2 separate regions of the Homo sapiens genome follow, and region 2 is linked to region 1. Evidence: chromatin loops called from intact Hi-C (ENCODE). Cell type or tissue: psoas muscle. All regions are shown on one strand. Each heading gives the region's core, and the rest is flanking DNA. Links, peaks and the distances in the headings are about the cores only.

Region 1 (5,375 bases), core at 1,013-3,512:
AATAATTCAATCTCAAGCTCCCCAGTGGAATACTTTGGGGCCTCTACATGAATCTCATAAATATCAAATTTATTTGCTTGTAGTCATTACCACATGCTAAAGAAAATGAATTTCACTTATTCTCCACTACAAGATCATCAGAAAGTACAGAAAATCTGACCATTCCTAAGAAGAAGAGTTAGATTTACTTTCCTTAAGATTTAAGGCCAAGTTCAATAAATAGTGAGTCACTGTACCTGCTACATTATTTTATGTCTGAAAGCTAGAAATGACCTAGCTTATTATATTCCTCCTACCCAGTGTGTCTCTAGCCTGTGCTAGACATGTTCAGAGTTGGAAATCTACTACATTTTTGGACAGTGCTCATGGTTAGGGAGCTCTACCTTATATTAAGATGAAATCTGCTTTCTTGAAAGTGATTAGCCTACTGACTCTAGTTCTGTCTTCTAGAAAAATTTGGAGGATTAATCCTATTCCTGAAAAAATAATCTTTAAAATAATCAAGGTTAGCTTCTGGATGTCCCATAACAGCTCTTCTGTAAGTTAAAGAGCTAAATATACCTGTTGCTTTAACTATTCCAAGAATGATAGATGCATGTTATTCTGAAAAGGTATCCGTTACCATTATTTTTAAATTGTAGATTTCAGGTCTAACTAGGGTTCTAAAGTTGGTACAAGCAAATTGTCTACACATTTTTTTTTTTTGCTTATACACATCCTAAGATATTTTAAAAATAACTGCTAGGCCCCTCACACATTTTTAAGTTATCATCTAATTTTATGTTTGAAAATTGTCATGTTTATTTCCCAACCTAGTGTTTATATTTGTTAAATACATTTTCATCAAAGTTTTGAACAGTAGATTTTCCTCATTCAGTTTGTGGAAAATATTCACCATGGAGAAAATATTCACCATAGAAAAACCAGAGGTTACTGGACAACCATTCAGCCAAATCAGCGTAATTTTCTCACTGACTATACCTGATTTCATTTGTCAAAGCAGATAAATGTGTTAATATGCATCTCCTTGACAACTCCTCACTACTCAATTCTAGGAGACATAGGTAGATAAGACCTACAGTGCTGCCATATATTTATCAGCTGGCTGAAATATGGCACTACCCTCTGATAATCTCTTACCTACCTGGGCTCATTTTGCTTTTATTTTTTTTAATGGAAATTTCTCTCAGGAGCTGTGTGTCATTGAATTGTCCCTTTGTTTGAAAGCTAGAGGTTTTATATTCTGGGACTGTGCCCCAGGTCAGTAAAATTTAGGATAGATGAGAAGAATAACTCTCTCTCTGTGTGTGTGTGTGTGTGTGTGTGTGTGTGTGTGTGCGCTTGTGTGTGTGTGTTCAGTAACTAATGGGAACAGGGTGCTCGTTTAGCAGATTTCATGGTGGAAGGCAGTTTGCCATGCACATTTTCACTGAACTAGATTTAAGGACAAATCAAGATGAAAGAAGGAAAGTGTTCTCATGTTCCTGCAACTTGTATAGTAGTGTCATTGGATCCTTAGGGTGTCACTTCGCCAGCTGGAAACCTCTGTGGGCAGTGGCACCTTCTGCTTGAGTATTGCTCTTGCCTGCTGGGCTTGTTATGCTGACTTGGCCTGGCAGGCTGTACTCAGCTCGCGTTACTGGCCTGGATGCCACGAGCCAGGTGGGGAGTGGCAAGGGGTGTGTGAGCAAGCGAGCATGGGGTCTGGACACTGAGCACAGCCAGGCACACTGCCTGCTGTAGTGTGGCAGGTAGTTCCAGGTGCCAGCTTTGTGCAAGGCTGAGGCTGGACCAGATGTACCACTAGAAGCTTCTGCTGCAGGCACCAGCATCTGGATGAGGAAAAGATGGTGGCACCCAAAAACTCAGAGATGCCAGGAACCACAGAGCCCCAAAGAGAGTGTTATAGCATGTCACATCCCTGACTTAGGGAGCCCCGAGGTCTGGGCTCCCAGAAAGGCCACAGCTCTTCTCTCCTTATTATTGCCCACAGCTTGGTGAGTGAGGGGGCGAGTTTTGGGGGGATGTGTTTCAGCCTGTTTGTGTTACAGGTCTCTCAGTCCCACTGTCCCACTCTGGCCACAGCTCTTGGGCTGACCCTGTACCGCTGCTGCTTCCTGTCTTGTGGGGCAACCACCCAGCACTGGTGGAGGGATATAGTGTTACAGCAGTTCTGGCCATGGGTATTCTAAGGTCTGGGCCCCGGAAGGGTTGCCACTCTTCACTCCTGCAGTCCAGGACTGTGTCGCCACCTGCAGCTTAGCGAGCTGGCCAGGAATGTGTTACAGTTCCTTTCACTCCCTGCATTTGTCAATTCCCGAGTTCCTGTCCCATGTCCAGGAGGAATGAATTTATGTGGACAACTGGAGGGTAAGCAAGGAGGAGAGCTTTATTGAGTGACAGAATGGCTCTCAGGAGACCTGAAGTGGGTAGCTCCTTTCTGCAGGCTGGTCATCCTGACAAGTGTCTGACTCTGGCTGAGTCTGGGGTTCTTAATATGCTCAGAATGGAGGAAGCGCATGCTGACTTGTCCATAGGCAGACATAGGCAGGCCTGGAAAAAGCACCATCTGACTGGCTGAAAGACATCAATGAAGTTCTCACTCCTGGTCATGAACCCCACCTGGAACTGGGAGCCTGGCCCCCAAGCTTCAACCTCTCCCTGGCTTGAAGGTGGGGTTTCACTGGGGACCTGCCCCTTCCCTCCTAAGAATCTGTGTGCCTCCCGCTGCCATCAACATTACATCCACAGTGCACAGGCTGTTCCTGCTGAGGGGCACCCACAGGCCCACGACAAGCTGCCCTCAGTACCTCAGCCTCCCTCCCACACTTGTCGGTGCTCAAAGTCTGGAAGGGGCCAAGGGAACAGGGGGCTTGTACGTCAGTGCTGCCCCAAGTACACGCACACCCGGCCAGGCTGTGACAGCCCTCGGGCTTAGCCATAACTTTGCTCTGCACTGGAGTCGGCACCAGGAGCAGGAAAAGGTTTGTGAGTGGGAGCAGGCACTTCTGAGCCTGCAGGGGAAGAGGGCTTCCTGAGCTCCCAAGAGTGCAGGGATGCCTGGGTCTGGAGCTGCAGCTGGGCAGCTGTAGCTGCACCTGCAGGCAAGGACTCCCTCCCTGCCAACTCAGTAGGGTATGGGGCTCCCACTGGGATCACCAGTTACCAGCCCCCACCGAGCGCACAGCCCTGGTCGCACCTCCCCCACTGCAGCTGGAGTCCTCACAGTGGCCACCCCAGATGGGCCCCTGCCACCATCATTAGGGAGCTATCGTATTGGCTCTGTCTTTAGAGCAGACACCAAGTATTTTTTGCGTGCTTCAAGCCTTCGCATTGCAGATTGTCAACATTTAAGTAACATGGATGTATACATCTGTCTCTAAGTAGCCAAATGTGAATCTAATACACTCCTTCTAAAATAACTCAGAGCCTTGGGGGAATAAAGGGTTTCCCAAAAACAATTTGTTAGAGTTGGGTCTATGAAGAGCGTGGGAAGAATATAGAATTCAGAATAAGATGTTCCTGAGTCTCCCTGTTCCCTGTTTTTTGTTTGTTTGTTTGTTTGACCAGCTATATACCGTCAGCATGCTTCTTTGTAATTATGGGTCTCCATAGGTTTTACTGTTTTTCTTTTTTTGTCTTGAGACAGTCTTGTTTTGTCACCCAGGCTGGAGTGTAGTGGCACAAACTCGGCTCACTGCAACATCCACCTCCCAGGTTCAAGTGATTCCCCTGCCTCAGCCTCTGGAGTAGTGGGATTACAGGTGTCCACCATGATGCCTGGCTAATTTTTGTATTTTTAGTAGAGATGGGGTTTCACCATGTTGGCCAGGCTGGTCTCAAACTCCTGACCTCAGGTAATCTGCCTGCCTTGGCCTCCCTAAGGACTGGGGTTAAAGGCCTGAGCCACCCACGACTGGCCATTACTGTGTTTCTTACTATGACTTCTCTTAGCTCCCTCAACCCATGCACATGCTTCTAATAGGTATTTCCCTAGGAGTCTCATCAGATTTAAACTTCTTCGATCATTTTTCAGTCTCAACTAGCTATTTGCAAGTGTATTTCTCCTAGTGACTGTTTAAAAATATAATGTCCAGTAGAATACCAGATGATAAGAATGGATTAGCTGGTGAGGCAGGGAGCATTACAAATGTTTTTTTGCTGAGGAGTGTTAAAAGAAAAAAACTTCAGTTGAATTAAATTTAAAGGAGTTTAATTGAGCCATGAACACTACATTAATAGGGTAGCCTGCCGAGCCCAAGTAGGCTCAAAGACTCCAGTGCAGCCACGTGGTGGAAGATTTATGGACAGAAAAAGGAAAGTGAGGTACAGAAAACAGAAGTGAAGTATAGAAATTGCTGGATTGGTTACAGTGTTTGCCATATTTGAACATGGTTGGAATAGTTGGCTATTTGGCCAAAACTCGCTGATTGGCCCAAGTGTAGGCAACGGTCTGTTTATACCTCTGCTGGTTATAGTTCACGATGTACAGAAAAACCCTTAGGCCAAACTTAAAATATGTAAGGAGGCAGCTTGAGGCTAAACTTAATTTAAGAGGAGGAAGAAGGAGTAGGAGAAATGAGTGCCATCGATGCTGTTTATTTTAACAGTAAGGACAAAAAGTCTGAAAATTCCAAAAACAGTATCCTTTTCAACACAGCAAGTTTCTATCCCGTCTTTGTCTAACCCTTTAAAATCCAAAAATCCAAACGTTTCACACCCCTGGTGATTCGACTAGCTATGATTGACAAGCCAGCTTATTTTTGCATTTGCACTTCAGTTTCATCTGCATTGGAAACATAGCTTGATTAAAGGCCATATCTCCATGAATCTTTTTGTTTTCCTAAAAATTCAAACATGTACTGGTAAACAAATCTCTCTTTTTTTCTAGATCTGAACATTTTAGACTCTGGTACTTTTTCATCTAAGAAGTATTTAAAATCAAACATCTTAGCAAGTTTTAAAAACCTGTCTTGATTCTTAAGGAGACCAACAGTCTTAATAATATCTCTAGAATTTAAATGCACAAGCCCAAATCTGAGATTTAACCAAGAGTATTTTAAACTATAGCACCTTTGACTTACACCATCATAAGGCAAAAGCAAGGGGCAAAGTCTCATTCCTTTCACAAACTGTATAACCTTTTAAATGTGCACTAGGATTCTTGATATTAAAATTATAGGAATTCAAATATTCAGCCTTTTCTAGTGAGGTGAATGAGGGGAGAGTTCATTCAACAAAAGAAGTTTATGATAATTTATATACTCTTTTACTTTTGAAAAGGTAGCACTTTAAGCACTCTGCCAATGCAAATTTATGTCATGTCGTTTACTTCAACTATGGAGTTTGCCTCTCTCTAGGTTTAGCTTTGATCT
Region 2 (5,375 bases), core at 921-3,420, 210 kb before region 1:
CTCAGTTGAATTTGAATTCAGATTAGGTGACAACGTTTTCGTTCTTATAGATGAGAACACTTCTGTTCTTACCTTTTCCTCTTCTCATATTTTTTTCTTTCTCACTCACGTTAATAAACCTTGCTAGTTTTTCAAGATTCAGCCTCAGTATGATAGCCCTTAAGAAACTCTTAGCTCCAAGGAGCCAATACTAACACACACATCAATTGCTGGAGGTATTATCTAAGTATGAAAGGAAAGATAACTAGAATTATTTTTCTTCAATAGGAAAACAGAGTTTGGAGGAGGGCATTCTTTCAGTAAACTCTACTCCTAACCCAGGCTCTGAAGGTGAAGCTGGAGGCACTCACTTATTCACCTCTTTTTTGATCAAACTTCATGCCTTTCCTACAGAATAACTTCATTTCTTTAAGATAAAGTTCATAAATTTCTCATGCCCTTCTTCTTACCTCCATGCAATGGAATCTTACAGTTTAGCAGAGCATTTTAGACTTTGTGGGGTGAATAGTGATGCCTGTCACCCCACCTGCACCCATTTTGGAGATGTGTAGAGACTAACATGGTCGCTAATCAATGTGCAAGATTTTTTTAGGCATCATACATCTTACACCTATACTGAGGAAATAGTGTTTTGTTTATTGAACAAAAGCTACTCAGGTTTTTAGGAGTCAGCGGGTTCTCTACTATTCTGTAGCATGATTGGTTTCTTATCTCCTCTAGTTATAGCCAATTGGAATAATAAAAAAGCTCATTAGCTTTCTAATATTTGTTCCTGTTATTTCCAGGAATATGTATCAGTCTTAATATAATCTTCGATTCAGCAGTCCCATTCTGATGGATGATGTGTATGTGTGTGTGTGTATATGTGTGTGTGTGTGCGTGAAATGTTGCCAATATTTTCTACTGTATTAGCAAACAAAAAGAAATAATAAACTAAGTATTCAATACAGTAAGATAGGTGAAGAGGGAACATGACAGAGAAAAGAAGGAAGGGATTTATAAAGGGGAAGAAGCCTTTAATACTGTAGGCAAGAAAACAAAAATAAATGTGGAAAATAAAATGAAGTGCTTGTCTGGCAATACGGCTATAAAATGATGCTTTTGTCACTTTACACAGACAAATTTAGATATCTAGATTAAATAGTCAATATAAAGAAATCATAACTAAACAAAATTACTCAAAATATTTGATTAAATCAATAACCAAAAACTCCCCTGGAAATTTCTACTTCTAAATATCACTTTACTTACAGTTTCATAGGTGCATTTCTATCAGGCCTACAAGGAACCATAGATTTTTATGATGAAACAATTCTAGAGCATAGGAAAAAAATAAAGCTCCTCATATTATTTACTGTAGATTATATTGTAAACACACCAAAATCAGGCATGATTAAAATACATACAGAAGAAGATGAGGGGAAGGAAGTTTCTAAATTCACATGAGCACCAGTTATGAATAATAACTTGTTACTATGATGCTATGCCTAAAATCCAGGGGCTTTAAGAAAATAAGAAGTCTCTTTAGACTCTGGCTGAGGAGAAGATTTTAATTCAAATTTTGATTGTGACAGTGAAAAAGAAAGTGCTATACAATTATATGAATAAATATCCTCTGGCAGTTAGTATGTTTTATGAAAGACAATAGGTACTTTTGATTCAGAACTGCCAACTCTTCCACATAAAAAAGAAAAGTTGTTATTAATCAACAATGCATCTTACAATAGAGGGCATCTTAAAATCTAAGAAAAATGGCAGCCAAAGTAGTGGAGTCAAAGAGGAAGTTCAAAAGAAGCAGCCTTGGAGGGCTAATTAAATTCTTATAAATATAAGTGAAGTAAAACTTCAAGTGAGGATGTTTGCTTGAAGAAGGCTTGAAGGATTAATTAAAATATCACAAACTGGGTTAAGTATAACTTCAATTAGGAAGGAATGGCATAGATTACAAGGATGTAGAGGGCCAGGGCTTTAGCTCAAGAGGCATTGAAAGGAAAGAACCAAGAGGAACATTCACAGAAGAAACAAAGATCAATTTGAGGAGGAATAATTATTTCATGTGAAAGAACTGAGTTTCAGTCCTTCATATTAGTCAAATGAAGAAAGGCATGTTGGGACGGATTGGTGCATAACACGTAAGGTACATGGAGAAATATGAGATTGGGAATGGTGTCATGAATATAATTAAGGTTACAATAATTATCACATCTGGGCTGTGACTGTCTTCCAAAAGAAATGTTATGGGGGCCGGGCGCGGTGGCTCATGCCTATAATCCCAGCACTTTGGGAGGCCGAGGCGGGTGGATTACGAGGTCAGGAGATCGAGACCATCCTGGCTAACATGGTGAAACCTCATCTCTACTAAAAATACAAACAAAAATTAGCCGGGTGTGGTGGCGGGCACCTGTAGTCCCAGCTACTCGGGAGGCTGAGGCAGGAGAATGGCATGAAACTGGGAGGCAGAGCTTGTGGTGAGCCGAGATCGTGCCACTGCACTCCAGCTTGGGCGACTGAGCAAGACTGTCTCAAAAAAAAAAAAAAAAGGAAATATTATGGGAAGTATGTTTCAGCCATACACTTATCTCCTGAATACAAGAAGAGTGTTCAAAGACTTTTACCTGAAAGCAAGGAAATAGATTTAGGGAAATGTGATGGTAATCTTGTATGTCAAATTCGTGGGTCACCAGGAACCTAGATATTGGTCAACCATTATTCTCTGTGTTTCTGCAAGGATGCTTTTAGATAAGATTAATATTTAAATTAGTGGTCTTCAAGTAAAGTATATGTTCTCTATAATGTGGGTAGGCCTCATCCAGTCAGTTGAAGGCTTGAAAAGAACAAAATGAATGCCCTTCCCTGAGGAAGAGAGACTTCTCCAGCAGATTGCCTCTGCACTTCATCAACAGCATAAGCTCTTCTCAGTTCTATAGAAGATGGCCCTTAGACTCAAATTGGAACACTGACTCTTCTGTGTCTTCAGCCTATCTGTCCACCCTCCAGGTTTTGGGCTTCCCAGCCTCCATAATTGTGTGAGCCAATTTCCTGTAATAAATCTCTTTCTATAAATATTAATATTCTATTTTTTCCTGTTTCTCTGGACAACCTTGGTTAAAACAATAAATAAGCAAAAATGTATTTATGATGTCAGAAATTTACATGTAGCTACTAAGATTAAAGGAGTGAAGGATTTTTTTTCCTTTGTCCAGACATGTTAAAACATAGGTCTATAAATGGAAGGCAGTGGTAAAAAATTACTACTTTTTTCCTATTTAATTTAATGTATGAGATATTTGTAATACACGCAGTGGTATATGCTGTTCATATATTCAAACATATACCTTAAATGTTAAAGAACATGCATGAGAATGATACACTCTGACTTTGGGACATTAGCCCCTAAAAAAGAGAAAGGAAGGAGAGGGGCCTGAGAGAGTGAAACTTCACTTGTATTTATGAATATGTGAAAATCAAATAGGGCTAACTCTCTAATCTCATAGGTAGGTACTTTATTGATTTTAACATTTTCTGTACTTTTGTGTGTGATTAAAATATTTTATAATCAAAATGGAAATATTAAATAAAATGAAAAATAAATCATCTAAGATAGAATATAGATGTAAGTTTCTTTTTTATTCTGTGGGACAGTTGCAGAGGAAGGCATTCATTGACCATCCATAAACTACTATTAGTTGTGCCAAGTGTTGTAGATATGACTAACCCACAAGACCAGCCTCCTTCACTTAGAAGCTCAGTCTAGAGATTGACACAAAGAAATGCAAGAGATGTCTTTCAACCAGAGGCATCACAGACAATGGAGGAAAAGATTCTGCTTCAGAGAAAGCACAGAGAAGGCCTCTTAGAAGAACCCATATCTGAACAGTTTCAAAAATGAATGGGAATTTCCTATAGTCAAAGGTTAGAAAAGGTTTATTGGACATCAGTGGTTTAAAGGCAAGAAATGACAATATGATCAATGGAATAAAATACAGATTAAACTACAGTAATAACAAAAATTAATTTATCAAAGGTTTTAAAACTTGAAAGAGGTAAAACCTATATAATTTGGTGCTAAAAGCAGGGGGGAAAAGGCAAAAATGGATGTCTAATAGGAGAGAAGTATTACTTTCCTTCTGGATATCCGAGAAGGATCAGTCTGTCAATGAATCTTATGTAAGATAAGCTTAAGTATACAGAATGAAGACAAAAGCTAAAACAAAATAATTATAAATAACAAAGTCATTCATCGACAAAGAAAAGGAGTAGGAAAAGTTAAAAGACAAATTAAAAAAAAAAAACCCACCAACTTAAAAGACAAACCAAAATAATGAAGAGAAAACTAAAAGGTCAAACTGAAATGAATTCACTACTAAAGAAAGTGTCAATTATTAGGAAATTTACTAAATACATTCTGATACATCCACTTCTTGTACTATTATGAAACACACATAAAAAGGGCTATGAAATCTTTGCATCATAAAGCAAATATTTATGGTATAGTGGGAGACACAATTATTTGTATGTCATGCTTATTATATGTTACTAATATAAGCAGGGACACCCCTAGGGTGTACAGACACTGAACAATTTTCTGCGGGTTATTGTCTATATAAATAATTTTATTTGTTAGCAATGTATTACAAGATTAATTGGTCCATATAATACACAGTGATTAAGTGGTGAAGATTTAGAATAATGGATAGAGAAAAAGTTAGGTATTTGCAATTGTATGATTAGTACATGTATAGATTCTTCACAGTATCCAGGCATCACATTTCTTCTTTTTCAGGTCCAGAAGCTATATCTTTGAGTTCTTTCTTATCACATGTCCCATTTTGCCTACTTTTCTATTCCTATTGTGAGAAGAAAGTAGCAATGCTGTTATTTCTTTTTTTTTTTTTTTTTTTGAGACAGAGTCTTGCTCTGTCTCCCAGGCTGGAGTGCAGTGGCGCAATCTCGGCTTACTGCAAGCTCCACCTCCCAGGTTCATGCCATTCTCCTGCCTCAGTCTCCTGAGTAGCTGGGAGCAATGCTGTTATTTCTAACAATGCCTCATGGTGGACCATCAGTAGTCCAAAGCCCTGACCTCATCTAGTGTCAGAAAGTCACTCAAAATCAGCATATCACCAACCATTCTGATGGCTCGATCTCATGCAATCACACAAAAGAAATGCCATGCTGCCCAGTGGAAGCAATCTGCTTGTTATGCTGCCCTCATGCACTGAAGCCATTTGCAGAACCCCAGGACAATTCCATCTATGGAAATCCAAGAGATCCCCAGGGCATCTGGTAGATCCTACTAGAAAGAGGTATGGTAGGCAGAATGCCCTCTTCCCAATGTTTCCACTCTTATTCCTGAAATCTGTGAGGATATTACATTC

Evidence for each region. Hi-C counts contacts between places; a loop is a spot of excess contacts. Peaks named below come from ENCODE experiments on the same cell type or tissue, not always from the same donor. Only the 100,000 strongest peaks of a DNase experiment are listed, where the experiment ranks them.
Region 2: a loop joins it to region 1, with 2.8 times the contacts of the local background. A loop is called at or near these places in 1 of 110 quality-filtered maps.

Annotation. Positions count from the first base shown.
Region 1 is chr17:53,789,488-53,794,862 of GRCh38, reverse strand. No RefSeq gene overlaps it. Among named protein-coding and RNA genes, the nearest start is that of KIF2B, 31 kb to the left of the region's middle. RefSeq lists an enhancer at 2,950-3,450. In psoas muscle, for the core only: a CTCF peak has its summit at 2,268 (motif pointing left); DNase peaks (open chromatin) are centred at 1,622 and 2,202; H3K4me3 peaks cover 392 bases; H3K27ac peaks cover 1,721 bases.
Region 2 is chr17:54,001,933-54,007,307 of GRCh38, reverse strand. No RefSeq gene overlaps it. Among named protein-coding and RNA genes, the nearest start is that of KIF2B, 180 kb to the right of the region's middle. In psoas muscle, for the core only: no CTCF peak of the experiment used is centred there; no DNase peak of the experiment used is centred there.